Linked DNA regions of Homo sapiens: region 1 is linked to region 2. A link is a loop called in an ENCODE intact Hi-C map of the cell type or tissue named here. Cell type or tissue: PC-9. All regions are shown on one strand. Each heading gives the region's core, and the rest is flanking DNA. Links, peaks and the distances in the headings are about the cores only.

What was found. Hi-C counts contacts between places; a loop is a spot of excess contacts. Peaks named below come from ENCODE experiments on the same cell type or tissue, not always from the same donor. Only the 100,000 strongest peaks of a DNase experiment are listed, where the experiment ranks them.
Region 1: it touches region 2 in a loop (5-fold over the local background); 5 of 110 quality-filtered maps call a loop at or near these places.

The regions. Positions count from the first base shown.
Region 1 is chr20:62,661,517-62,675,911 of GRCh38, forward strand. It overlaps SLCO4A1 (solute carrier organic anion transporter family member 4A1), which reads left to right. Exons shown (of 12, transcript NM_016354.4): 6 at 3,418-3,572; 7 at 4,864-5,059; 8 at 6,229-6,394; 9 at 6,496-6,668; 10 at 6,961-7,025; 11 at 7,414-7,562; 12 at 10,234-10,777. The coding sequence ends at 10,377. It overlaps SLCO4A1-AS1 (SLCO4A1 antisense RNA 1), which reads right to left and starts at 5,105. Exons shown (of 4, transcript NR_024470.1): 1 at 4,869-5,105; 2 at 4,344-4,494; 3 at 3,408-3,981; 4 at 1,511-1,971. RefSeq lists an enhancer at 9,867-10,825. In PC-9, for the core only: CTCF peaks have their summits at 7,152 (motif pointing right) and 7,356; DNase peaks (open chromatin) are centred at 5,595 and 7,155.
Region 2 is chr20:62,508,420-62,522,814 of GRCh38, forward strand. No RefSeq gene overlaps it. Among named protein-coding and RNA genes, the nearest start is that of MIR1-1HG, 35 kb to the right of the region's middle. RefSeq lists an enhancer at 3,026-3,835. In PC-9, for the core only: CTCF peaks have their summits at 8,015 (motif pointing right) and 8,215; a DNase peak (open chromatin) is centred at 8,032; H3K27me3 peaks cover 5,532 bases.

The sequences.
Region 1 (14,395 bases), core at 2,372-10,371, 150 kb after region 2:
TCTCCCCGTGGCCTGTGTGTCCCGGGGTCCCCAGGGAAGCTGCATTTGACTTGAGACCCTTCCCTCACCATGACCCCCCACACTCTAATTCCCTTTCATCAGGTGTCACCTGTGCCGTACCCCCCGGGCCCTGGGATGCTGCCCCCCCATCTCCCTCCCTCCCTCAGAGTCTCTGAGGACCTCCCCCCTCTACCCGGCGTGTCCCGCTCACCCTCTGGGGAGGTTGCTTGCTTTGCCGTCTGCCTTGGCTGCCTTCCCTTTCTGCTGAGTGTGGTCCGGCCTTGCTTTGCTGTCTTGCTGCACTGCTAGGGTGAACCCGGGGCCCTGAGCCGGTGGGGTCCTAGAGGGACAACAGAGGGGCCCGGGCCCTCCCGGCCTCTCCTGGGGATCATGCCTTCCCTGGGGGGCTCTCCCCAGGGCTGGGCACAGGTGGCCCTCAGGGTGGCCACCACCCAAGTCCTCAGCGTCTGAGGCCCCAGCACGGGGAGACTCTTGTGCCCTTGTAGCAGCAGGTCCCTGAGCTCACAAATGGCTGTGTCTCACTGGCCATAGTGGGTGGAGGGTGTGGGCAATGGGTGAGTCCCTGCTGCCTGCCCTCAACCAGGATAGGAGGGAAGGCATCAGGGCCAAAGGTGGCCCCTCAGAAAGCCCCAAGCTGTCCACGGCAGAGAGGAGCAGGGCTGGATGAAGATGGGAAAGAGAGGCCTCATTAGGACCCTGATAGACCCCCCAAAGGAGCTGGGAGCTGCCTGCTAAGGAGGGTGACCCCATGGGCCAAGCTGACCCGGGGCCACGTTCCCAGGACTTGGGAACATCGTGTAGGCACTGGCTCACCCTCTCTCCTCCACCCAGCAGCAGAGCGGCTTAGAGCTGAGGGTCAGGCGCCCTGTTCCCAGCGTGGCTGTGAGCCCCCAGTGTGGACCTAGGAACCCTGGGGCTCTTTCAGTTCATCAGGTGATAAGGAGGTTTATGTCCAGGGTTAGTTCCCTAAACCAGTTGCTGGGAAGAAATAAATCATGGGACATGTTCCCTTTATTAAAGTCATGACTAATTCTCTGGGCAAATTCAACACGAGAATTTCAGCCGAGCAATCAGTGATTAAGAAATGAAGTTTGCATAGCATTTCAGAGAGTCAGGGCCTCCTAACGCAGCCACACACCCCGGAGCCTGGGCAGGTCTGGGAAAAGCCCCAGGGAGGGACTCCCCCAGGGTGCCCACCCCAGCCCCATCCCCCCATATGCCAGGACCCCCCCAGGGTGCCCACTCCAGCCCCGTCACACCACACGCCAGAACCCCCCCAGGGTGCCCACCCCAGCCCCATCCCCCCACACGCCGGGACCCCCCCCAGGGTGCCCACCCCAGGTCTGTCACCCCACATGCCAGAACTGGCTGGGGAAGGGAGGGCATGGGCTGGGGTCTCCTTTGTCCTCCATCGTCTTGCCTTTTTCAAGACGTGGGACCCAAGTAGTTAACCAGAAAGAAGAGGCTTTTCAATCCTCAAGTCAGGAAATAAATTTTGAAAGAACTGGGCTCTCCCATTTTAATCAGGGAAGGGGACAGAAAGAACCCATGTTCATGGCTGCTGAGGTCAGTCTGAGCGAGCCAGCGAACACCTCCAAGCAGGCAGAGTGCCTGTGAGGCTGGAGCGGAGTTTCTGACGCCAACATCAGCTCTGCAAGGCACCTGTGGGCCTGTTGGGGCTCAGAGGCTAACTAGGGCTGCACCGTCTGTTCCTGATTCTTCAGAATCCATTTACATTTGGCCACCTCCTCAAACAAGAGCATTTGAATGTTCCAGGCATTCAGAGTTGCGTTCATCGGAACCAGGCTCTAGGTGTGGCCGAGAGGAAAGAGCCGCCCTCCTGCAGGTGGGGGTGATGTGAGGCCGACAGTCTGCTCTGGTGAGAGGCTGGAAAGTGTAGGTTTACAGGATGTCACTAAGCTGCAGACGCAGGGGTTCAAGTCAGCGACACTGCGGTGTGAGCAGAGGCGACATGGACATGTCATTTATTGTGAAAATTTGCATTACTGTGGGCTGATGTGAGAGGCTATTGTGCCATGACCTGGGGCTTCAGGAACAGTCTCTGCCCCTGGTCTATGTTATGAGTTCCAGGGACAGGACAATAGCTGTGTCTGCAAACACCCCCACCTGAGGCCGAGAGCCCCCCACTCAGTGGGGGAGAAGGGTCACGCACAGGAGCGTGCTGTGAACAGGATGCAGGCAGCTGTGAGCTGGGATGAATGTGAGCTTTGCCCAGTCTGGGTGATCTGTGTACCCCAGAGAGAGCCGAGCCTCTCTTTGCAGAGGCGGTTTCCCTTCTGTCTGCCTCGATCACTGCACTGGCTGGGAGGGCTTTGCGTGGTTTACACCATGCAACACGTTTTCCATCTCAGCATCTTATGCGCTTAAGCAGCGGTTGGGCGTTAGCCCTGCTCAGGCCTCCAATGCTAACAAAAACAGGGAGAGCCTCCATTCACCCCCCAGGGCCTCGTGTGCAGGGACAGGCAGCCCCGACGCACTGCTGTCGGCCACCTCCTGGGTTAGAAACTGCAAGGCCTGATGTGGGGCCTTCCCAGCTTCCAGGGGGCTATGTCCTTATCCTGAGACCCCACAGCCAGGACCGCAACAGGCAGATGTGGAGGCTGAGGCTGAGCCCTCAGGGCCAGACGGCTCAGAGTTCCCACAGTTCCCCCCAGGGCTCCAGGCCCATGCACCAAGGACTCGCCCCAGTTGAGGCCTCACCACCCCCAGGGCCACTGGCCCCCAAGTGCAAACCAAGCTAGCCAGGTCCGTCTACCCAGGGGCTTCTTGCATGGAGGGTTCGAATCCCAGTGGCTTCCTGCCCCACTTCTCCCAGGGGCTGGCGGTTGGGGACTGGCCACAGTCCCCATTCCCGTGATTCCATTCCCCTATCCCAGGGCCTGTCCGGTCCTGGACTTGGTGGCCTCTGCCTGCCCCAGCCAGTTCCCTTTTTCAGGCCCTGCTGCTGGCCAGTGACGGAACAGGGTCCTGGGTCACTTGGGGTCTCTCCCCACCTGAGCTGAAGCTCTGGCCAAGGCACTGATAAGGTTTTTCCCTAATCAGGGACTGCAGCTTTCAGGACAAGTGGGCCACAGGCATAGGCTCAGCCTGGCGCCCCCTGGGTTTCTCTGGAATAAGTGTGGGTGTCCCCCACCTGCCTGCACCCCACTCTACTCCCTGTCGGAACAGGGGCCCTTTGTAATCAGACCGGGGAGCTGACAGCCTCAGGAACAGCAGGTTCCTCCCACCCTGGGTCTGGCCCACTCTGACCCTCAGTCTCTTCTCCACACCCCGACCTCTGCCCACCACTCTGACCCTCAGTCTCTTCTCCACACCCCGACCTCTGCCCACCACTCTGACCCTCAGTCTCTTCTCCACACCCCCACCTCTGCCCAGCTCCATCTGGCTCCTGCTGAAGAACCCCACGTTCATCCTGCTCTGCCTGGCCGGGGCCACCGAGGCCACTCTCATCACCGGCATGTCCACGTTCAGCCCCAAGTTCTTGGAGTCCCAGTTCAGCCTGAGTGCCTCAGAAGCTGCCACCTTGTTTGGTGAGAAAACTGAATCTTGGGGGTCCTCTGCTTTTATGTCAGTTCTCAGAAACAGAGTCTTCAAGGGCATCTTCTAGAAAGACCCAGACAGGGCACATGGCAGTGAGTGCCCTCCCACCCCCGCTGCCAGAGCAGGTGTGGAGAGCGCCACGGGGGCTGAGCGACTCTGTCCACAGGCCGGGAGAGTGGTGGTCCTGCCCTCTTTGTGGGACATGCTCCGTAGGTGGAAGGGTCCACGGTGGGCTCCACCCCCTAGCCACCTAGTCTTGGCTTCTGTGACTTGGTGCAGGAAGGGTTTGGACCTGGCTGTTCCATGAGCCAGGCACTGGTGCCTCAGGACCTCCTGGAACAGTGCAGCTGGGGGTTTCTCGGTGCCAGAGGCAGGCTGGCCTTCCCAGGCTGGGCAGGTCTGCAGAAAGTGGGGACCCCTCCTCAGAGCTGCTCCTCCTGCCAGCGTTCACAGAGTACCCTGGGCCATGGCAGAGGTGCCAGGCATGTGGGCCACCACCGCCAATCTACCGCGCTCTACCCTTCCAGGGTCCACTATCTGGACAGGAAGAGGGCATCAGATGAGGGCTCCCCTCCCTCCCCCACAGGCCCATCCTGGCCTGGCCCCTCTGGGCTGACCTCACAAGCCCACATTCCCACACTCAACAGCCCCCCAGAGGTCAGCTCTACTGCCCCTTGGAGAGCCTCCCCACCTGTCCCCCCAAATCTGTCCCCTCCCCACCTGTCCCCCCAAACCTGTCCCCTCTCCACCTGTCCCCTCACCTGTGCCCTCCTCACTTGTCAGCCCAGAAGCTAGATGCCAGCTAATCGCAATTTTTTACTGTTGGTGGCCACTCAGGCTTCGACAAATGTCCTTGTCACAGCCTGCAGGGACTCGGCAGAGGCCCCTGGGGGAGGAGGGGGTGTGGCTGCCCTGGAGGGGGGTCAGTGGAGGAGTCATTGGCTTCCCACTGGGGCAGGGGCCGCTGACCTTGGAGCACTCTGGGCTCTCCTCCTCCCCCCGCCCCGCCCCGCCCCCCCGCTCCCCCTTCCCCTTCCCCTTCCCCTTCCCCTTCCCCTCTGAGGCATCCCCGCTGTGGGCTCTGGACAGAGGTCCCTCCTAGGGCTCTATCAGCGCAACAGCTAAGCACTCAGGTGTGGTGTTGAGTGCTGCCATGCAGGCAGGAATTGATCCCTCTATGCCTCAGTTTCCCCACCTGTAAAGTGGACCCGGCTGATCCACCACCCTCTCCCACCACGGCCCCCTGCCTGAGTCCCTGGCTGAATCCCTCCCTCTCCCCAGGGTACCTGGTGGTGCCAGCGGGTGGTGGCGGCACCTTCCTGGGCGGCTTCTTTGTGAACAAGCTCAGGCTCCGGGGCTCCGCGGTCATCAAGTTCTGCCTGTTCTGCACCGTTGTCAGCCTGCTGGGCATCCTCGTCTTCTCACTGCACTGCCCCAGTGTGCCCATGGCGGGCGTCACAGCCAGCTACGGCGGGAGGTGAGGGCCAGATGGCACCTGGGTACGCGTCGGGGCCCCAAGCACCCGCGGTCCCTGGGCATGGAGGAGGAGTGGTGCAGCACTTGGGAGAGGTGGTTTTGAAAAGGGCTACGTCACAGGACAGCGGCAAGGGCAACACCCGCTCAGCAGGGCACCCGGCAGCATCCACGTGAAAAGGCACCATGCCAGCCCCCAGCAGTGCCTGCGCTTGGGTCCCGGCTGTGCCCCCGGGCAGTCATATGCCTCTCTGGGCCTCAGCACTCTGCTCTGTAGCTGTGTCAAATGGAACAACAGCCCTAGTGTTCGGGGTCCTTGAGGCTGGTCTCTCGGTGACATAAAAAGTGTCCCAGGATGTGCTCCTGGAGTTGCCATGTGCTGGGAGTGGGAGGGACACCTGCTGGTCAGGTGGCAATTAGGGAATATCCAAAATACACGTAGGTAGCCTGCACCTCGGCCCTGCCCTGCGGGCCCCGGGAGTGCACCTGCAGGTGCCGTGCAAGGCCGAGAAGCACAAAGCAGCCGTTGTGGCATTATCGGAACCTAAGAGTCATCAGGGTGGACGGGGTCACTACGCTGTCCTCACAACAGAGGCCCTGCCCACAAAGGAGTGGAGGAAGCTCATCCTGGGCCACTGCCAAGACATACTGTGAAGTGGGAAAAAGGAAGGAGTTGGACAATGGGCGCAGTGTGCTCTGATTCAAGTGAGAAGTGCAGATGTTTGTGACTGCCGAGGGGCGTGTACGTGCAGACGACCCCTGCAAATGCACAGCCGGCCTGTGGCTGGAGAACCGAGGACTGGGGTGGGGCTGGGGCCACGAGGCTGCCTTTGTGTACTTGGCGCTTTTTCTTTCCTAATGTTTGTATTTGATCCATATGAATGTGTTGCCTGTCCAAAAACAAATGAACTAGGGAAAGGGGCTGTGCATCAGGCGGACGGTGCTGGGGGGCATGGGTGTGCCTTCCTTGCGTGAGGAGGAAAAACCATTCTATCACCAGAAGGCAGTGCCCAGTGTGAGTGCCCAGCGTGCTGGGGGCGGTGCAAGCTTGGCAAGTTTGTAGACCCGAAATGCAGGCTGCATGGGGACGAGCCCCATGGCTGACCCTGTGCCTGCTGGGCGCCAGCATGGCTCTGGCCTGGACCCTACCACTCGCTTGTCCCCCCTCTGCAGCCTCCTGCCCGAAGGCCACCTGAACCTAACGGCTCCCTGCAACGCTGCCTGCAGCTGCCAGCCAGAACACTACAGCCCTGTGTGCGGCTCGGACGGCCTCATGTACTTCTCACTGTGCCACGCAGGGTGCCCTGCAGCCACGGAGACGAATGTGGACGGCCAGAAGGTGAGTGGAGCCGCTGCCTACCGCCCCTGTCCTCCCCTGGACCCTGGGAAGGGGCCCCCGTGCCTTCCCCTTGTAATCGGAGCTATTGTTGGGCTTCCCAGGTGTACCGAGACTGTAGCTGTATCCCTCAGAATCTTTCCTCTGGTTTTGGCCATGCCACTGCAGGGAAATGCACTTCAACTTGTCAGAGAAAGCCCCTCCTTCTGGTTTTCATATTCGTTGTAATTTTCTTTACATTCCTCAGCAGCATTCCTGCACTAACGGCAACTCTACGGTAAGCTGGGGTCGGGTGTGCGCTTGTCCAGAGCTTTCCTTGCAGCACCCTGAGGCGGAGCTCTGCAGATCCTGAGACAGGAGCACTCCAGGAAACACCCAGGTCTAAGCGGGCCTGTCTGTCACTGGTGGCAGGAGAGACCTCACTGTCTCTGATCTCTGACGAGGGGCTTCCCACTTGGGGGGGGGTGATGATGTGGCTGGGGACTGGTCCAGGAGGCCACTGGCCTAGGGGGTGACTTGGCATGCAACCCCACTTCTGTGGGTGCTGACGCTGTGGTTTTCTATTGCAGATGTGTCCGTGACCCTCAGAGATCCTTTGCCCTGGGAATCCAGTGGATTGTAGTTAGAATACTAGGTACTGTGCAGTGTGAGGAAGCCATGGTCAGTTGCACAGTGTGCTCACTGCACAAGGGCATGGGCAAGTGTCTAACCACCAAGGGGATGTGCTTCCCAGCAGGAGGCTGTTCCCGCCTGGGAAGGGGTCCATTCCCTAACTGTCCACTAGAGGGGCCCATCGTCATTTATTTGCCCAAAGGCTTTCCCTGGGAGATCATGGGAAACTCGCAGCCCCAATGCCGAATGCCCAAAGAAAGGAACGTTTAAGCCCTCTTTGCACCCCCTGAGAACTCCAACGGCCAGTATCACCTTCCCAGAGCCCATCATTCCAGGCCTCTTGGCTGCCTGCCCCCTGCCTAGCCCCTACCCACCAGGAGTGTGGGTGCTGAGTGGGCTTCTCTCCGCAGGGGGCATCCCGGGGCCCATCGCCTTCGGCTGGGTGATCGACAAGGCCTGTCTGCTGTGGCAGGACCAGTGTGGCCAGCAGGGCTCCTGCTTGGTGTACCAGAATTCGGCCATGAGCCGCTACATACTCATCATGGGGCTCCTGTACAAGGTAAGCAGGCCCAGGGAGGGGACAGAGGGTCTGCTCTGAGGGTGGCTGGGGGCTCCGAACATGCCGCGATCTTCCAGCAGCTTGGACCACAGCCTAGTACATCACAGATGTTCCTGCAGCCAGTTTGTAGAAGGCCCTTCCCACATTCCTCATGAGTTGGTTGTGGGGAGAGGCAGGTGGGCTGCAGGGCCTCCTCCTGGGGTTCACTGTCCAGGCCCCCAGCAGCTCCAGCAAAGCCCAGGCCCAGGCCCTGCTCCCTCTCCCACCTCCTGGGACTGCCCCTCCACAGTGTGGTCTTGCACGTACCCGGGATGCCCGTTAACTAAAAGCTTTGCAGAAATAAGAAGTGGCTGCTCCTGTTAGAGCGGCTTGACTAGCTGGTCCACTCCGGGCCTCAGTCTGGGGGGCTGGCGGGCAGGTTGCAGCCTCTCCGTGATCAGTGCGCCTTGGATTCCATTGGATCTCTTAGTCTGGCCCTCATTTTTCAAGCTAACAGAAACTTTCTGTTGTGACTTTTGGCGTATGCTACCTGGGAGGAAACGCAGTATTTGTGTTTGGAATTTGCCCCCATTAGACGATAAAGCACAAAGCCTTCTAAATAAAATGCGGTCCCACGGCCAGCTGTTCAGAGGATCTTGACGCTCTTCCTTGGGTGACGGACCCAGGAGAGTTCATCCTGCAGGAACCCGTGGCCTCAGGCTTTCCAGGAGGGAGGTTAGAGAAAGGGAAGGAGCCCAGCTGGTTCACCTCCCCTCGGATTAGCAGAAAAGAGGCGAGTCTGAGCAGGGCCTTGTGTGGCTCTGGAGAGAAGCAGTGGGTTAAGGAGACATACACCTCGGTTTCCCCCTCATCTGAGGTTTCACTTTCCACAGTTTCAGTTACCAGAGGTCCACCACAGTCTGAATGTATTAAATAGGAAATTCCAGAAGCAAACAGTTCATAACCTTTAAAGCACGCGCCGTTCTGCACAGTCTGGTGAGATCTTGATCTGTCCTGCCCAGGACTCGGATTCTCCCTTTGTCCAACTTTGGAAGAAGGCAAGGTCAGAACTTATTCTGCAGGGAGCTTTGGGGATATTGGATACTAAGGCCCAAGCCCTCTGTGATACGCCTTTCGCTTTGGCATAAAATAACGGTTGACTCTCTGTTAGGCGCGTCTCTGCTCAGGGAGTGGTGGTGTTTGGGGAAGCCCAAAGGCACATGAGCATCAGGAAATTGACCATTTGACTTCATAAGACATAACCTTTGTCCAGCGTGTCCAGGCTATTCATGCCACCACCTGTTGATCACTTAGCAGCCGGTGTGGTTCCCACATCCCCCATCACCATATCACAGTGCCATGTTCAAGCCACTCTTATTTACCTAATCATGGCCCCAAAGCACCGGAGCACTCACGCCGCCGTTCAGCTCTGCCAATGGGAAGCCGGAGGCGCCTCCTTCAGCGAGAAGGTGTAGTTCCTTGGCTGGGCTTAGTACTACCCTTAGACTCACGCGTCCACAGGGGTCTCAGTGTCTGCGGATGAGGGGGCTGCTGTACTTTCCCAGGGAGCCGTCCCCAGACTCTCTCTTTGCTGTGTTGGATGCATCCCTTAGCTGGGAGCAGCAGGCTGAGAGCCCTCCACACGCAGCCATCCCCTGGGCTCAGCACAGCCAGCGGGAGCCGTATCCAGAGGGTCAGAGTTGGCCTCAGCAGCGCATGCGTCCATGTTAATTGTAGCGGGGGAGCACACGGTGTCTCCTTATAAACACCCTCGCATTCCACTTTGTCCTGCACCGAGTCAAAACAGCCTCACTCCCTGAATGCAGGCTCAGGGCCATCAGCCAGGCTGACACTCCAGGAGGCACAGTGGGTGTTTCTGGTCCACGCCCAGCGTGGAAATCATAGTGGTGCACATGTACTCTGCGTGGGCATTGCGGCAGCATCCGTGCTTGGACCTCACCGCCTTTGGGGCCCACGTGGGATTCCTGCCACATCGTCCTCTTGCCCTGCAAAGTCGGTGCAGCCCCTCATTGTTGACAAAGAAACCAAGACCCTGAAGGTTCAGAACTGCCCATGATGGTGGCACCGGGGCTTGAACCCCGGCTGTGGTGGTGACCGGCGACTGGCTCTGTGTGAGGTTCCTGTGGCCGCCACGACAAAGGACCGCAAGCGGGGTGGCCTGATGTAGCAGAACCAGATTCGCTTGCAGGTGGGGGCAGGGCGGGCTCCTTCCGCCGCTCTGGCTCTCTGCAGCTGCATGTGGCCTTTCCCTCTGTCCCTGCCTCAAGTCTTCCTCTCCTTTCTCTCATGAGGACACCAGTCATTGGATTTGGGGCCCACCTTAGATCCAGGATGGTCTCATCTCAAATCCTTAATTACATCTGCAAAGACCCTATTTCCAAAAAAGGTCCCATTCACTGGTGTCTGGCACTGTTCAACCCATGACAAGCCCCTCAGTCCTGTGCCTCTGTTTTTAGTCAAAGGGTGTGTTTCATTCCCTCTTTAACAATATTGGCGTCTGCTCTACAAACCGGTTATATGGGAAAGATACCCTCTCAGAGCAGGATGGGTTTCCGTGGACCTGGTGAGGGTGCTGCAGGCTGGGGCAGGGACAGGACTGGGACAGGCCCACCAGTATCCAAAGGCTCTGGCCGAGCTCCCCACGAGGTCCAGCGGGCTCCTCTCTCCCCAGGTGCTGGGCGTCCTCTTCTTTGCCATAGCCTGCTTCTTATACAAGCCCCTGTCGGAGTCTTCAGATGGCCTGGAAACTTGTCTGCCCAGCCAGTCCTCAGCCCCTGACAGTGCCACAGATAGCCAGCTCCAGAGCAGCGTCTGACCACCGCCCGCGCCCACCCGGCCACGGCGGGCACTCAGCATTTCCTGATGACAGAACAGTGCCGTTGGGTGATGCAATCACACGGGAACTTCTATTTGACCTGCAACCTTCTACTTAACCTGTGGTTTAAAGTCGGCTGTGACCTCCTGTCCCCAGAGCTGTACGGCCCTGCAGTGGGTGGGAGGAACTTGCATAAATATATATTTATGGACACACAGTTTGCATCAGAACGTGTTTATAGAATGTGTTTTATACCCGATCGTGTGTGGTGTGCGTGAGGACAAACTCCGCAGGGGCTGTGAATCCCACTGGGAGGGCGGTGGGCCTGCAGCCTGAGGAAGGCTTGTGTGTCCTCAGTTAAAACTGTGCATATCGAAATATATTTTGTTATTTAAGCCTGCGTCCCCGTACCGCGTGCTTTATTTCTATGAGTTTGCAGAGTTTGGTGGTCTCGCCATCCTTGGCCCACGTCCTGTAGTCAGCCCTGTGGAATCCGTGGATATGAAAAGTTGGCCTTCCTTATCCACAGGCTCCCCCGTAAGTCGGCCTTCCTTATCCACAGGCTCCCCTGCTGAGGATTCATCCCACCTTGGATGGAAAATGCAGTTTTTGTGGGAGATGGAACTGGAGGGTACGGAGGGCTGACTGCACATACAAATATACATACATGAGTGTACATATGTTCTTATATAAACGTGTCACAGTAAAATTGTTCCTCATCTTGCGTTACATTTCCCTCGTTATTCATGGGGTGAACAGCTGGTATCAACTGCCTTGCGTCCCCCAGAGCCATATGTTGAAGCCCCGGCCCCAGGATGGCTGTGTTTGGAGGCAGGGCCTTTAGGAGATGATTATGTGCGGGGTCATAAGGGTGGGTGCAGGTCCCACAGGACTGGTGTCCTTAAGAGACCTCTGCCATCCGGAGCTCCTTATGGCCAAACCCTTCCCACTCGCTGAGCCCTGCAGCCCCAGGGCCTCTCTGAGGACTTAGTTTCAGGTGGGTCAGATCAGAACCCCCGGGTGGTCCCCAGCACTGAGGATGGACGCCACCCTCGCCCTCCGGTGCTCACAGTCTGCAGCGCCTGCCAGGAGTTCTCAAAACCCAATGCGTCGGTCAAGATCCCCCCCAAATTAGGGTACAATCCGGTGCTGGTGACATTTTGATTTGCTAAGTAAGGAGATAAAACACAGCCATAAGGAGAGGGGACCTGGGCTCACCAGGACGCTTGTGTGGAGCTCACTGCTGTGACTGCTGGGCCAGGGAGGGGCATGGGGGGGGCACAGAGGGCCAAGTTGGGAAATGATGGGGAGCAGGGGGTGCAGGGAGAAACTTCCCGAGGGAGGTGACAGAAGGGAGTGCAGGAACAGACCCTAGAGGGAGTACAGGGGCTCTGGGGAGCCAGGGAAGTGGATCGCCACTCAGAAGGGAGTGGGGAGGACGAGGAACCTCACCAGGTCCCACCTTTGCCATGTTCATCAGGAGTCCGGTTCATCAGGAGTCATCAGAGGTGGGTGGAGCTAGGGTCAGGATGAGGCTCGGGCATGCTGGGCAGTGCCGGCTTCCAGTGACCTGCCTCCTCCGGGTGTCACTGGGACACACTTCCAACAAGCAGGACTTAGCACAGGGCAGATGCCACATCCCTGACCGGGTTATTAGAGACCACGACACTGCCCAGCCCACCTTCTGACCAGGTTATAAGAGACCACGACACTGCCCAGCCCACCTTCTCGCCACTCTTCTCAAGGGCTGCCCTGGCGGGAACCCCGCATGGCCAGGAACTGGCCTCTGCCTACGGTCGGCAAGAAACCGGATGCTCAGCCCTGGCCTTCAAGGACTGGAATCCTGCCAAGGGCCACGTGAGCCAACCAAGAGGGGACGACACCCTGTAGCACCTGGACTGCAGACACATCAGAGACCCAGCTCCGTGGTGCCTGAATTCTGGACCCACAAAGGCTTTGACATAGTCAACGTGTGCTGCGAAAAGTCACTAAATTCTGGGGCAGTTTGTTCTGCAGCCATAGCTAACCAACACACTGGGCAACAGCACAAAACAAGGGCCAGTCCTTTGCCGCTCACCTGTTCTCCATGGGCATGGACCTCACCCCCCAGGCTCGTCTATGGCAGTGGCTGGCACTTGGCCACTGGGCTGGGGCAGGAGGGAATCAGGGTGGAAGGTGCCAGCCATCTCCTCCTAGAGTCCCACGAGACCATTTCGGCGGATGCCTGCCCTCAAGCCCTCTGCTCAGAGCTACGTCCCGTGGTCCCAGTGAGTGGTGGGCGAGGCAGGAACCAGCCGTGCTCCCAGCTGAAGGAGGTGTTCTGGTACCGGAGTGTGGGTGTTGGGGCACAGCTGGCCGCACCTGTCAGAGGCGTGTGGCACTGAGCATCCGTGTGGAGGTGTCCATGGGGCCCTCGGGGAGACTCATGGGAGCTGTCAGCCTGCGGGCTGAGCTGAGATTGGTCAGGGGAGCTCATCCGGGAAGGCTGGGCAGATCCAAATGGAACCCGGGGACCTCAGGACTGAGCAGGTGGAAGAGGCTGCGTCCTCACATCAGGGAAAGGGGGGAAGAGCCCAGGGACACTGGGTGGAGAAGGGATGAGAGGGAGGCGGCACACGCGGTCTGGCCACCAAGGGTGGTGCACCCTCTCTGCTGCCAGTGGTCAAGATGGTCTCTGACTCACAGATGACGATTCCAAGGGTCTGAGCGGCCCTGTGTGTTCCCCGATGTCTCACAGTGACAAATGGGCAGAGGCAGGGGCTGTGGACTGACAGCATCCCCCAGTTCGTAGGTCGAAGCCCCAGCACCCAGTGTGATGGTGTTAAGAGCTGGGACCTCAGGGAGGTGACTAGGGTGAGATGAGGGGGTGAGGGTGGCCCCCCGATGGGATTCGTAGCCCTGTAACAGAGGAAGAGACCAAGCTCCTCTCTCCTCTATGTGCTGACACGACTAGAAGACAGCCGTCTGCAGACCAAGGAAAGGACCCTCCCTGGGAGCCCAGCCTTGCTCGTGGGCTTCGGGACTCCAGAATGTGGGTAAGGCACGTCCGTTGTTTGAGCCGCCAAGCTATGGTTCTGTGATGGCCGCCGAGCTGACGGAGGCTGTAGAGTTTCGACTCCGGTCTGGGGGCTCCAAGGACTGTCCCGCTCCATGCCCTGCCCCCACCCTGGATGCCAGGAAGGAAGAGAAACGCCCCGAGCTGCAGAGAGGACAGAGAGAGGGAAGGAAGAGGACCAGCATGTTCGCACAGGGCACACAGTGGAGGCTCCCGCCCAGGATGGAGGGCAGGTATTCCAGGGAGCGGCCCCCAAAGCGACTGGGTGTATGCTGGGCTGCTCATCGGCATTGCAAGGCATCCATCTCCCTGCCGGCAGTGAGACTTCGTGGTGCGTGATGGATGAGGCCACCAAGCCCAGATTCCCTTCCCAGGTCCAGGAGGGCCCCTCCAGTGGGCAGCCCGGGCTGCCGGCCACCCACGCGGGCTCTGCCACCCCTCAGGCAGCTCCCAAGAGCTGCGGGGTCTCTGCAGCTCTTGAGCTCTGCTGCCCTCGCCTCGATCTAAGCTCCCCTTGCCTTCCCCATTGACAATCCGCCTGGCTCTGACTCAGGCCCAGGGAGGAGACAGGAGCAGATGGCTGACAGGGACAGTTGGGACACAGGGGCAGAGAGGAAGCAGTCTGGTTGCAGCCTGGTCCCGGCCCCAGCCCCCCAGGCCTGATGACCCAGCCTCTGTGTGACTCAGTGCAGGGAGCGTGTGGCTCCTGGCCCTGCCACAGAGGCCAGAAGGCATCTGCAGATGCCCACACAGGCCCCCCGCTTCTCCGGGATCACGGGCGCACCCAGCCTGGTGGGCACATGGGCCCTGGATACGCCCTCGGCTGCATGCTGGCCTGGGTCCTGGATGCCTCCCACAGCCAGCCCCTGTCCTCCCACGTCCTGGGAGGAGCCCCTGGGATTAGCCAGGAAGGTGCCGGCCACAGGGCCCGGCTGCCTGTGGGGAGGAGAAAGACATGCATCC
Region 2 (14,395 bases), core at 3,831-11,830:
CATCCGGCTGTCACCTGGCAGGATTCCTGCCCCTGCATCAGGGGGCAGACCCCCCTGGAGCTGAGGGCCTCAGGCCAACCACGTACCTGGAGTCCAGTACGCTCAGGACATGCAGGGACCCAGCCAGACCAGCTGGTGGCCCTAAGGCAGGGCGCGGGGTGGGGGACGAGGCAGCAGGCTCATGTAGAGACAAGCTGGGGGAGAAAGCACCCCAGGATTCTCAAAGTAGGTTCCTCCCAGCACTACTGTCCAGAGCTGATCCAAGACAGGGGTGAGGGGTGGCGCTAACCAGCCTGGGGCTGGCAAGGTGCACGGCATAGGCAAAGCTCGCCTGAGCTGAGAGCCACCTGCCTGTGTCCTGTGCCAGCACTTCGGGAGTCCTATCACTGCCCCGGACCATGGCCAACACTGCACACCACCTTGTGGAAAGGCAGCTCCATCCATCTGCTCAGCACCCCGGAGCCTGTGGGGTGACCCATGGGTGACACTTTGTTTCATCCAAGGTGGTTCTGCTCTACACCTTGTGTTTACAGCCTTGCTGGCTGTGATTGACAGCTTGATTTTGTCTTCAAAAACCCATCCTCTCTACTCCTCCACCCCTTCACCCTCCACCCTCCACTCCTCACCTCTCCACCCCTCCACCCTCACCCTTTCACCCCTCCATCCCTCCACCCCTCCACCCTCCACCCCTCAACCCTCCACCCCAACACTCCTCCACCCTCACCGCTTTACCCCTCCACCTTCCACCCTCCACCCCTCCAACCCTCCACCCTCCACCCTCCACCCCTTACCTCTGCACCCCTCCACCCTCACCCCTTCACCCCTCCATCCTCTACCCCTCTACCCCTCCATCCCTCTACTCCTCCACCTTCCACCCTCCACTCCTCACCTCTCCACCCCACCACGACTCCACCCTCACCCCTTTACCCCTCCACCTTTCACCCTCCACCCCTCCACCCTCCACTCCTCACCTCTCCACCCCTCCACCCTCACCCCTTCACCCCTCCACCCTCCACCCCTCCACCCCTCCATCCTCCACCCCTCCAGCCACCATCCCTCCACCCTCCACCCCTCCAGCCACCATCCCTCCACCCCTCCATCCTCCACCCCTCCACACCTCCACCCCTCCACCCCTCCACCCTCCATCCCTCCACCCCTCCACCCCTCCACCCCTCCATCCTCCACCCCTCTACCCCTCCACCCCTCCATCCTCCACACCTCCACCCTTCCATCTTCCACCCCTCCACCCCTCCACCCCTCCATCCTCCACACCTCCACCCATCCACCCCTCCATTCCTTCACCCTTCTATCCTCCACCCCTCCACTCCTCCACCCCTCCATCTCCACCCTCTATCCCTCCACCCTCCACCCCTCCATCCTACACCCCTCCACCCCTCCATCCTCCACCCCTCCACAATCCACCTGTCCACCCCTCCACCCCTCCATCCTCCACTGCTCCACCCCGCACCCTTCCATCCTCCATCCCTTCGCCCTCCACGCCCACCCTCCACCCTTCCATCTTCCATCCTCTCCACCCTTGCATCCTCCACCCCTCCACCCTCCACCCCTTCACCCCTCCATCCTCCACCCCTCCACCCCTCCGTCATCCACCCCTCCACCCCTCCATCCTCCACCCCTCCACCCCTCCGTCATCCACCCCTCCACCCCTCCATCCTTCACCCCTCCACCCCTCCATCCTCCATCCCTCCACCCGTCCCTCTTCCATCCTGCATCCCTTCACCCTTACATCCTCCATCTCCTCCACCCCTCCATCCTCCACCCCTCCACCCTCCACCCTTCCAGCCTCCATACCTTCACCCCTCCATCCCACCACCCTTCACCCCTCCATCCTCCACCCCTCCACCCTCCACCCCTCCAGTCTCCATCCCTTCACCCCTCCATCCCACCACTCTCCACCCCTCCATCCTCCACCTCTCCAACCCTCCATCCTCCACCCCTCCATCCTCTGCCCCTCCACCCCTCCACCCTCCATCCCTGCACCCCTCCACCCCTCCATCCTCCACCCCTCCACCCTCCATCCTCCACCTCTCCACCCCTCCACCTTCCACACCTCCACCCCCACCTCTCCACCCCTCCACCCCTCCATCCCTCCATCATCCACCTCTCTACCCCTCCACCTTCCACACCTCCACCCCTTACCCCTCCATCCCTCTACCTCTCCATCCCTCCACCTCTCCATCCCTCCACCTCTCCATCCCTCCACCCTCCACCTCTCCATCCCTCCACCCTCCACCCCTCCACCCATCCACCCCTCCGCCCTTCCATCCCTCCACCCTCCACCCCTCCACCCCTCCATCCCTCCACCCCTCCATCCTCCACCTCTCCATCCCTCCACACTTCCATCCTCTACCCCTCCATCCTTCCCTCCCTCCACCCTTCCATCCTCTACCCCTCCACTCCTCCATCCTTCTGCTGATTAACTACTCCCAGAACTCAGCACGTTCCCTAGGAATATCCCCTCTTGTGGGTCCTCTCACCTGCCCTGATGGTGAGGAAGGTCAGGCCCAGGTGGGAGTCCGGGCTGGGTGTGCCAGAGGGGCAAGGCAGAACCCTTAGCTCCCCCTGCTGCCCCAGGGCCTGAGTTGGGGCAGGAAGGCAGGGAAGAGGCCCACGGTGCCCGAGCAAAGCTGTCCCCCGTAAGCCTCTCTGTTCGCTCTTCCCGATGCCCTCTCGCCCTCCTGACCTCCACCCCTCCTGGGGGAGATACAGCCTCTGTTCACACTTGTGTGCCAGCATGCCTGTCTGTCCAGGGCCCTTTGATGCCACCAACACCTGACAAAGGCAGGCTGGGTGCTGCCATGCCCCCATTTTAAAGATGAGGAAACCGAGGCTGAGATGGGTGAAGTAACCACAACCTGACCCAGGAAGGGCCAGGCCCACCTCTGGCAGGGGCCCTGATGCTGATGAAGATGTCTTGGAAAGGTACAGCATGAAAGGCTTGGCCTCGCAGATGGAATTTCCCATGTCAGGGAGCAAGTGTTTTCTGGCCTTTTCAGGGACCCTGTAAATGGCCTCTGGGCCCCCAGGCCGGCCCAGGCCAGCAGGCTGCAGTCTGACTCAGCTTTCTGTGAGGGTCAGGCTGTCCTGGCTCTGCCACGCCCCAGCCCATCCCCCACTTAGCCAGGCACCTCCCTACTGCCTGGCGCTGAGGCTTCACCCTCCCACTGCAGCATGCGGTGGGACCACCCTGGCCCCAGTGCAGGGGTGTCCGGGATCCTCTGGGGTGCCTTCTGCCCCAGGGTGTAAAGCCTCCCATGGCAGCCCCTCCTCCAGCCTGGCTCAGATCCCCACCCCACGCCTTGCACCTGTCCATTCCTGGCTTTAAATAGCCATGACGAGCTATCCAGCTCCTCCCTGTGCTGATGGGGCCAGCACAGACTTCCCCAAAATGCCACCTCTTCCCACTGCCCATGGGCAGGCCAACCAGTCCTGGGTGCAGCAGGAAAATGGCCAGAGGACACTCAGCATGGCTGGAGAGCCGGGATGCCTTGGTCCAGGCCAGGCTTGCCGCGACCTTGGAGAGGACAGAGAGGCAGGGCTTGGGGCGGTGGCTCTCATGGTAGTGGAGTGGCCTGTCTGTGAAGCCTGGGCAGTAGCCGCTACCGAGTCCCTGGTGCCATGGTCCCCCAAAAGGCCGTGGTGGTTAAGCCCTTTGCACATGGGCAGGTGGCAGGTGCAGCCGTAGAGCCCCGCATTAGTGCCTGTGCTGGTTTCCTGCCCAGCTCCAGGTCTGGGTGAGGGTGGAGGGTGCCCGGAGCCGAGCATGGAGCCCGGCCGAGGCCTGTCTCGGAAGTATCCTCTGTGGCCCTCCCTGTGCCCGAGCAGAGTGAGCCGAGGCTGCTCTCCAGCGGCTGCACCTCAGTGCTGTGGCTCCGTGGCTATTTTTAACCTGAGTATGGTAAATGCATTTCTACAGGAAAACCACTCTCCTCGATCAATCCCTGCAGCTGCTCGGCATGGATGGCAGGGCTCACACGCAGCCTGTCTGCTCCTGTCCAGGCTGCTGAGGACTGTAACCGAAGCCCATTAGCTGACCGGGAGGGATAAATCCAGCTCCTCTGACAACTGCTTCTCGCTGGTCTTCTCTGGGGACAGACAGCCCTCCCCACCCACCCCCTGCTGCTCCTTAATATAACTCTGAAGTCATGCCTAGTGCTCAGAGGATGGCTTGGGAAGAGAACTTGGGCCTGGGTTCCCCGGTGATTGGGGGCACAGGGTGGTGGTGGCTGGAGCAGGAGCGTGAAGCCCCAGGCTTCACTCGCAGGGAGTGAGGGGGGCTTGTCTTGGGGCAGTGTCCTGGCACCATTGAGCTGGGGGTTAACTCAGAGCCATGATCCCCCTCAGGTTGCCTGCAAAGTACCCCGGGGCTGAACTCATGGGGGATTTTGGGAGAGAGCTGGCTTTCGTCAGATCCTCAAAGGGATCCTTGAACTAAGAGGTAAAGAGGCCCCAGTCCGAGGTGCCTGTCTGCCGGCTGCCTGCGACGCTGCAGGGAAGGTCCTGGTACCTGCTCAGAGGGTCTCCCCACCCTCCTGGTCTGCAGGCCCCGCCTGGAGCACTCTCTGCCCCCACTTCCTTCCCGTTGTCCTCCTCCTCAGCTGCACTTTGCACTCGCGCTGGTTTCTTTGCCGTTTGCTTCTCCCCCGAGGAGCTCTGCCGGGGCAGAGGCTGGCTCGTTCATGGATGTTACTCCGGTGCCTGGAGCAGTGCTGGGTACAGAGTAGCAGCTTAGCAAGTATGTGCAGAATGTTCCAGAAGAAGGTGTAGGGCGGCATATCAGTCAGGACAGGCCGGGCTACACTTCAGCAACAGATACACCCGCCCCACGTCCGCGTGGCCTCAGACAACAAACGTTGATTTCTTTGCTCACTTTGAGCATCCCGGAGCCATGGTGGCCGCCGTGGACAGGCCAGGACATCGTCATCATGGGGAGTGGCTCCCTGTCTCCTTGTGTGTCCTGCCCGCGTGTCTGCTTGCGTGTCTGCCAGTGTGTCCTGCCCGGGGTCTTCTGCACATCAAGAGGCTCTTGACGTTTCTCTTGTCAGACCAGGTCCAGGTCCACGGCCAAGGAAGGCAGTAGGACTCTTGGGATAGGAAGGACGGGAGCCGGGAATCGGGGCAAGGGCCCTTTGGCCAGAGGAGGCTCTGGTGAGCATGGGGGTGGTGTCACTTGGGGCCACCGGGAAGCTCCCTGCCCTGCTTGGCATTGTGTGGTGGGCACGGCCCCGCAGAGGGAGAGGGCTCATGGAGGAAGGAGAGGGCTTTTTCCTGGAGCAGGGATGGCCTTGTGTCACCCCTCATCCCTTGGAACTGGATCAGAGCCGGCGAAGGAGCCCTGGCCCACAGCCCCAGCCCCATCCCCGTGTGGCCCTTCCTGAGGCTCCCTGGGGGGAGGCTGAGCTGGCACAGGTACATCAGCCATGCCTTCCTGGGTGTGCCTGTGACCTTTGACATGATTTGCGAGGCAGTTTCATTTGGGGTCTTTATTTTCCAGCCAGGCCTTGGAGGCTCAGTTGATCTCAACAGGGAGGCAAATACATTGTGACCTTCTGCTGGGAAAGATGTTAACTTTTGCAGTATCCCGTGGGCGATGACACATGGGACAGGGGAAGGGACGTGTCTGTCGTGGGTGCGTGAGGCTGCAGGGACGCCGCCTCTCCAGGCTTGAGGACCCTCTGCCAGGCCTCGGAGCTGGGACGTGATAGCCACCCCATCTAGCCCCTACTCTGAGGTTGGGAAGCTGAAGCCAGGGGAGGGAAGGATGCCTGGGGCCCGCCAGGGAGAGGAGGCAGGGTCTGAGGTGGGGAAGCTGAGGCCAGGGGAGGGAAGGGTGCCCAGGGCCCGCCGGGGAAAGGAGGCAGGGCTGGGTTACCACCATCCACCTGCCTGTGAAGGGTTGGCCAGGCCTCGGCCACACTGAGTCAGCGGCTCAGACAGTGTCTGGTCCTTCCTGTGCCCTGGTGAGCAAAGCCTGTGAGCCCTAGTGTCCCTGGCCTCTTGGGGCTTCTGTGGGGGTGACGGCATCAACGTGTACAACAACATCGTCATCATGGGGAACCTGGGGGAGCTGAATCCATGCCCAGGGGCCTAGGAGAGGCTGGTGACAGTGAGGACCACTAGGGAGGGGCCGTGAACCTCCAGGGCTGAGAGGGAGACTCATTTTTTATGCCATCTGGCGCAGTTAGATTTTAGAAAAACAAACGTGGATATACTGTCTTTGAAGAAAATGAAAATAAAACCAGTAACAAGAACAACGATGGCATCAGTAGTCACGGTAACAGAGCTCTGGAGGTCAAGGCTGGCGGCCCCGGCCATTCCCAGACTTGCTTTTGTCCGACCCTGGCCCTGCTCTCTCTCCATCGTGGGGGCCTGTCGGTGCTGGGGAGACTGTGGGCTGCTCGGTGTTGGGACCCACACAGGTGCTCCCGGTTCCTCCTGGCTGGAGGTCCCTTCCCTGGGAGAGGTGAGGGGAGTCGGGAGGAGCCACCTGTACCGGATGCCCCACACCCTGCCCAGGGTCCTGAGCTCAGAGATGCTCAGGAGACAGGAAATGCACCAGGCAGGGCGGGTGGTCGCCAGGTGCCGGGAGATGAACGGTGTTGGGTCAGTGCTCTCACTCCTGCTGACCCCAGACACCAGGTCCACGTGAAACCGAAGCTGGTTTTTGTTATTGTCACCAGGCTCACAGAAGAGTGGAAATTGCGTTTTTGGAAGTCAGGATGTGGCTTCTGTCCAGGGCATGGCTGAACTTCAAGATGGGAGAGGGACCCTGAGGCCCCGGGGCCGGGGAGCCTGCTGTGTTGACTGTGAACACTGAGCTGCCGAGGGCGACAGTTTAAAATCACCACTGAGACTCTTGGTGGCCCCATGGAATGGCCTAGGGTTCACAGATGCCCAGGTCAAGACACAGATTGTGCAGAAACTTCTGCAGATGGGGGTCCACCCCCGTCAGAGACCCCTGGCCCCGGCCCGCGTCTGAGTGTGACGCGTTTATCCGAGGCTGTTCACTGGCTCTGCCCGTCCACCTGGAAACCCGCAGGTGGGCCTGGTTCACCCCAGGGGTGTAGGGGTGCTAGGGAAGGTGCTTCTGCCACGAGAGCCGTGGGGATGTGGTCACCTGGGCTGGGCGGGCTGGGCGTCAGTGCTGGACCTGGGCATCAACCTCGCTGCAGCCTGTGACCTGGACGTCACCCACTCTGCATCTCAGAGGCTCTGAGGGGCCCAGCCCTTTGTCCACGGTCACCCACATGGAGTCGGCAGTGCTGGGGCTTGACTTGGGCTTCGGTGTCCCCAGGGGAGATGTTTGCTTCCACCCCATGGTCGCGATTCCGTAGGTGCACTGGCGGGGCCAAGTCTTCCAGAAGAACCCACATTTACTGGCTCAGAGGTGCCTGGGGATGGGGAGGACCTTCCATATCATTTCAGCTCCACGCAGAATGCGTGTCAGGGAGAGGAAGTGAGGTACTGAATCAGTGAAGCCAGGTGGAGAGGCGCAGAGCCAAGCATGGCCACAGAGCCAGTGCTCCCTCAAGGCAGCCCTGGGTGCGGGGCCCACAGAGCTGCGGGCGCAGGCTGAAGGGGGCGGCCCCGCGCCCACCTGTCCCCACCTTGCTGGTGCCCACACAGGCTCCTAGGACCTGGGGTCTCCAGCCTGGGGCGCTGCCCCCTCCACAGAGGCAGGTGAGAATAAAGTCACAGCTTTTGGGTACTTACTACCTGGCAAGCCCACGAGAGCTGAGGTTTCCCGGGCTATAGCCTCAGCTGTTAGTTTCACAGGTGCTGTGTGACTGTCGCACGTGGCGTAAAATTTTTGGTGGGCATTAATTGAGCCAATGATATAATTCCGCTTAAACCGAGAGCTTCTCCAGGTCCCGAAGTTAAGAGTAAATCTGTAGACATTTATCTTATCGCTGCGAAGGGAAACACATCCCAGATGAATTCAGCCAGGAGCCCGAGTCTGCCCCATCCTGGAGTCGGTCCCTCTGCTGACCGCTGGGTGGAGACTCCAGGTGGCGGCCACTCAGCAGGTTTGGTGCATGCATGGCGACCGCTGCCACTACAGGCTTGTCTGCAGCACCAATCTGCGGGCTCATCAGTGCTGGGCGTGCAGCCTGGGGACGCTCACAGCCACCTCTGACACCCACCCAGCAGGAGACTATGGGGGCCTGTTGTCCTCCAGCCTGAGACCCCTGAGCCCTGGCTACACCCAGCCCTGTGCAGGGTCCTGCCTAGGACACTGTAGATGCAAAGGCCACAGAGGCATGACCAGCACGCTGGCTGGCACGAGGGGCAGGGAGTGGTGAGAACTGTGGGGAGCCGGAGAGCATCTGCCCATCTGGAGACATGGCCCTCGGTGCCCACTGAGGGGCCCTGGGAGGTCAGAGACACTGACCCATGCAGGCCAGAGCAGGCCCGTCTAGAGCTGGTTTAGGCCATGGGCTTCTGATATCAGGGCCCATCAGATTGGAAGCTGCAGGGGGACCAGAGCCACTCACCCTGCACGGGCCAGGTACACAGCAGGCACCTAAAAATGCTTGTGAATGACTGAACCAAGGATGCAGGCGGAGGCCTGGTGGAATGAATGAATGAGTGGGGCAGTGGGGGCAGCAGGGATAGGTTCGTCGTGAGGGCTGTGGAAACAGCCCCTCTGCGTTCCAGCCCTGTCCCCACGTTCAGCTCTGAGAAGGTGCCAGGCTCAGCTTTCTGATCTGCAAGTGGGTTGATGCTGAGAGCCTGTCCTCACCCGAGCAGTGCTCAGCCAGGGCCTCACGGTGGCTCGACAGGCGCTGAACGGGGGAGGAGTGGGTTTTGGGAAGTGGGGAGGGTGGGGCCTGTGCCTGTGTGCGGGGGTCGCAGGGTGGGGTCCTGGGAGAAGGAAGAAGAAGGAGGCAGCGCCCACCCGACCCCCGACCTTCTAGACCGATTCCCACAGAGAAGAGCTCTGATCTCAGGTGGCCGGGCTGTTACAGCCACACCTGTGCCACGGCCATCACAGGCCATCTTCTGTTCCGTGGCTGCCCTGGGTGACCTTCAGCCTGTGGGGCACACGCCTCAGCTGCAGGGTCCTCACTGCCTCCCCTCCACTCACCCCTCACCGAGAGCCACGGGGCGGGGGGTTCCAAAACTAGCCAAGTCACCCCACATCCTGCAGAACTGGTGCCATGAGGTCCGGCTCCCCACACAGCCTCCCCCTGCCCCCCACAGCCTCCCCCATGCCCCCACAACAGCCTCTCCCATCCCCCCCACAGCCTCCCCATGCCCCCCTCACAGCCTCACCACACCCCCTCACAGCCTCCCCCATCCCCCGCACAGCCTCCCCCATGACCCCACAGCCTATGCACCCCCAACAGCCTCTCCCATTCCCCACCACAGCCTCCCCCATGCCCCAAACACAGCTTCCCCATGCCCCCCGCACAGCCTCCCCCATGACCTCCACAGCCTCCCTATGCACCCCCAACAGCTTCTCCCATCCCCCCACAGCCTCCCCCATGCCCCCCACACAGCTTTCCCACACCCCCCTCACAGCCTCCTCCATTGCCCCGCACAGCCTCCCCCATGCCCCCAGGAAGAACAGCAGGTCCGCCCCAGGATCCCTGGGCCCCCAGCCAGTGAGGTCTCCTTGGGACTACAGGACGTGGGTGTCCTGTGGGGCCGCCCCAGCACAGCACACAAAAGCCGGCCAGGGCAGCTGCCAGCTCAGCTGTCAGGGGAAGAGGACATTATGGTCCAGGTACAGGCAGGCCTGTGGGCTGACCCCGGACCCCAGCGCCTGCTCAGGAAGGAGAGCTACCCCTCCCAGCTCGGATCCTGCAGCTGTACTTGGGGAGCCATGGACGCCAAGGCAGGTGGCCAGGGCACCCCACCCCACTGCACCCCACCTTAGGAGGTGTCCCAGGTGTCCCCAAGCCTTCGTTTTGGTGCTTGGCCCCTGAACGCTCCTATCAGAGGGTTTACCAGCTCAGGCAGCAGCTGTGGGTTTCCCGCATCCAGGGCTGGGCCCCCCAAGGGCTCTCGGCAAGTGTTCATTCCCCAAGGAGCCACCAGGAGTGTGTGTCCTCTGCCTCTGTGAGGGGGGACCCAGGTGTCATCTTTGTTCCTGGCGGTGCTGGCAAAGATCAGGGCTTCCTACCAAGGCCCCCAGCCGGGCACCATAGGACTTTGGAGGAGGCAGGGTCCCAGCCGCATGGCCCTTCTGAGACCATATGGTTCTGTCTGAAGATTCTGAGTCCCTCTGAGGACCCCAAGATTCAGGTCATGGCTGGACATTCTCCAGTTCCCTCCCGGGGTAGCTCCCTGAGCACCGGAAAGAGGATGGGGTGGGGGGCGCCAGCCCAGAGTCTTCTCTTGAGGACTGACTGCACCCCTGCCCCAGGAACAGGATTCTGGGGCCTTGAGGCCCGCGGTTCACGCCGAGAGCCCCTTGGGGACCTCGGGGCAGGCGTGTGGGGCCTCCTGGGCCGGTGCTGCTCTGGCTCTGTCCCGAGGCTGAGCTGGGCGAGTGCTCGCTGAGCTGTAAGTGGGCAGGAAGGGCCGGGACTTGGACCCACCCACCTGTCTCAGCCGCTCAAGCGCTTCTGGGATCAAGGGTCCTGAGATAGCTGCCCTGGCCGATGCCCAGTGGGAATGCCTGTGACGGGGCTGGTAGGAGGCTTTCTAATCCTCTGAGGGTGGCGCCTGAGTCACCCAGCAGGAGCGGGCCCTGCCCTGCCCTCCACAGCCGCTGTGCCGTTGGGTGTGCATGGGTCTTGGTACGTGGACACCCCTGCCTCTCGTCCCGAAGTGGAGAGGGCCGGATTCTCCCCACAACCCCTCCTGTGCCAGAACTCGGACGCATACCTGGGTGGCTCTTGGGACCCATGGCTCTGGATGCCTGGCCCAGAGGAGCGGGGCCAGTTGAGAAATTATTCTTGGTGCTGGGGGTGGCATTGAGTCTCTAGGGGTCCAAAACTCTAACCACACTGACTTGGGTGGGGCTTAGCCTGCCGGGGTCCCCAGCGCCAGGCCCCATTTCTGCTAAGGTCCAGAGCCCTCTGTCGCTGGCCACCCTAAGCCCTGGTGGATGCGGTGGAGAGGACGGACTTTCTGGGGCCATCAGCTGTGGCTGAGGGCTGGGTATCTCCTAGCACCCCCACCCCCTCCATTATCTGTGAGTCTTGGAGGAAGTGGAGGCGGAGGGCAGGGGTCCTCAGCTCCGCTTTGTTGATGGGGTCCCCAGAGGTCAGGGACTTTCCTGAAACCCCTTTGAGTGTTGGGGTCTGGAGTCCAAACCCCGGGCTCTTCCCCTCAATGACCCCTCGAGCCCCGCCAGGAGCCTCACCTCCGATTTTGGGGGACTGTTCCTGGTATAGAGTGGATTGGGAGCAGGAGTCCCCAAGAACCTGGGGCCCTTCAGCTTTTGTAGACACCAGCCTCGGCCTCTCTGGAGCCATATGTGGAGGCCCATGCACACCGGGTGGGGTCTCCGGAGGCCGAGGTAAAAGCCCCACAAGAATTCTGCTGACTCTCACACACTGCCCTCTGCCTCCCCCAGGCCTCGTCCCACTGGCCACGCACAGGCAGCTGGGTCTGGGTGTGATGGGCAAGTGCACGTGTCCATTGGGGATGTCTGGGGAATGAGGCAAACAGACCCCCAACCCCCGCAGCCCTCGGTGCAGCCCCTCAGCCCCAGGGCAGAACACGGTCTTTCTCGGCCAGCGGGGGATGGTGATGGGCCTCAGGGCCGTTCCTGCTTTGCTCCTGTCATATTCTAGTTATTTTATTACAACTATGGCTTTCTGGATCCCAAACCATGTACACATGAGGATCTCAATCCTGAAGATAACATAAAAACTGCGCCGGGCACAGGGGCTCACGCCTGGAATCCCAGCACTTTGGGGGGCTGAGGCAGGAGGATTGCTTGAGCCCAGGAGTTCGAGACCAGCCTGGGCAACACGGCGAAACCCTGTCTCTACAAAAAATACAAAATATTAACTGGGCGTGGTGCGCACGCCTGTAGTCCCAGCTACTGGGGAGGCTGGGGTGGGAGGATCACCTGAGCCCAGGAGGTTGAGGCTGCAGTGAGCCGAGATTGCGTTACTGCACTCCAGCCTGGGTGACGGAGCAAGACTCTATATCAGAAATCAAAACAAAAAACTGTAACAACTTTGGCTGGATTTTCTAATTTTTAAAAAATTAATAGACTTTATATTTTTGACCAGTTTTAGGTTTACAGAAAAATCGAGTGTATGGAAAGCCTCCGTGTGCCCTTCCCCCACTATTGGCGTCTCATGTTGGTGCGGTACATTTGTGACAATTGATGAGTTAATACTGATACCCATCATTATTAACTAGAGGTCATACTTCACTCTTAACACTGCACATTCAGTGGTGTTTATTTTTTTTTGTTTTTTTTTTTTTGAGACGGAGTCTCACTCTGTCGCCCAGGCTGGAGTGCAGTGGTGCCATCTCGGCTCACTACAAGCTCCGCCTCCCAGGTACACGCCATTCTCCTGCCTCAGCCTCCTGAGTAGCTGGGACTACAGGCGCCTACCACCGTGCCCAGTTAATTTTTTGTATTTTTAGTAGAGACAGGGTTTCACCGTGTTAACCAGGATGGTCTCGATCTCCTGACCTCGTGATCCGCCCACCTCGGCCTCCCAAAGTGCTGGGATGACAGGTGTGAGCCACCGCGCCCGGCCCATTCGGTGGGTTTGGACAACTCTGTAAAGTCCTGTATCCACCGTCACTACTGCATCATACAGGATATTTCCGCAGCCCTAAACATCCTGTGTTCCTATTCAGCCCTTTCTTCCCTCCCCACAAACTCCTGGAAACCTCGGATCTTTTCCATAGCTTTGCCTTTTCTAGAATGTGGTATGTTTGGAATCACACAGCATGGAGCATTTTTGGATTGACTCCTTCCCACTGGCAATAGCGTTTGAGGTTTCTCTGTGACTTCTTGCGGCTCGACGGCTCATTTCTTTTCAGCACCGAATATGACTCGGGTTTATCCAGTTACCACCCGAAGCACTTCTGCTGTATACATCCACTTGTGGGAATTTGTGTGGACGTAAGTTTTAAATTCCTTTGGGTAAATACCAAGGAGCACGATTGCTGGACCGTGTGGTAAGAGCACGTTTAGTTTTGTAAGAAACCGCCAGACTGTCTTCCAGCAGCCGCGCCATGTTGCCTTCCCAGCAGCCACGGCTGAGGGTCCTGTTTCTTCACATCCTCGCCAGCGTTCGGTGCTGTCCGTGTTCTGGGTTTTGGCCGCTCTAGTAGGTGTGTGGTGGCATCTCTTGGTTGTTGTTAATTTGCGTTTCCCTGGTGATGTAGGACGTGGAGCAGCTTCTTATATGCTGGTTTGTCATCTGTAGATCTTAGGAGAGGTGTCTGTTCAGGTCTTTTGCCACCCCCACTTTTTTTTTTTTTTTTTTTTACAGAGTCTCGCTCTGTTGCCCAGGCTGAAGGGCAGTGGCACCATCTCGGCTCACGGCAATCTCCACCTCCCGGGTTCTTCAGGCTCCTGAGTAGCTGGGATTACAGGTGCGTGCCACCACGCCCAGCTAATTTTTTTGTATTTTTAATAGAGACAAGGTTTTACCATGTTGGTCAAGATGGTCTTGCTCTCTTGACCTCGTGATCCGTCTGCCTTGGCTTCCCAAAGTGCTGGGATTACAGGCGTGAGCCCCCATGCCCGGCCTTTTGCCCATTTTTAATAGGGTTGTTAGTTTTCTTTTTCTTTTTTGGAGACAAGAGTCTCCCTCTATCTCCCAGGCTGGAGTGCAGTGACATGATCTCAGCTCACGGCAACCTCTGCCTCCCGGGTTCAAGGGATTCTCCCACCACAGCCTCCTGAGTAGCTGGGACTACAGGCATGTGCCACAATGCCCAGACAATTGTTGTATTTTTGGTAGAGACAGGGTTTCACCATGTTGGCCAGGCTGGTCTCAAACTCCTGATCTCAAGTGATCCACTGGCCTTGGCCTTCCAAATTGCTGAGATTACAGGTGTAAGCCACCGCGCCCAGCTGGTTGTTTATTTTCTTATTGTTGAGTTTTAAGAGCTCTTTGCATATTCTGTGGCTGGCTTTTATTCTTTTCATAGTGTCTTTTGCAGAGTAGAATTTGTTAATTTTAATGAAGTTCAGCTATCAATTCTTTCATAGATTTTTCTTTGCTGGTTTATCTGAAAAGTGACCCCCAGAACTCAAGTTCTCTAGTTGGAATTTTTAATTAAAAAAACAACAACCTTGAGCTTTACATAAAGTTTTAATTGGTTAACACAAAAAATATTAACATACTCTTGGATCTAAAATAATTCTAATAGGTAGACATTTTGCCACCCAGTGGGTAGAGGATGGTCCCCCCAGGCTGACTGACTCTGATTTGGTTCA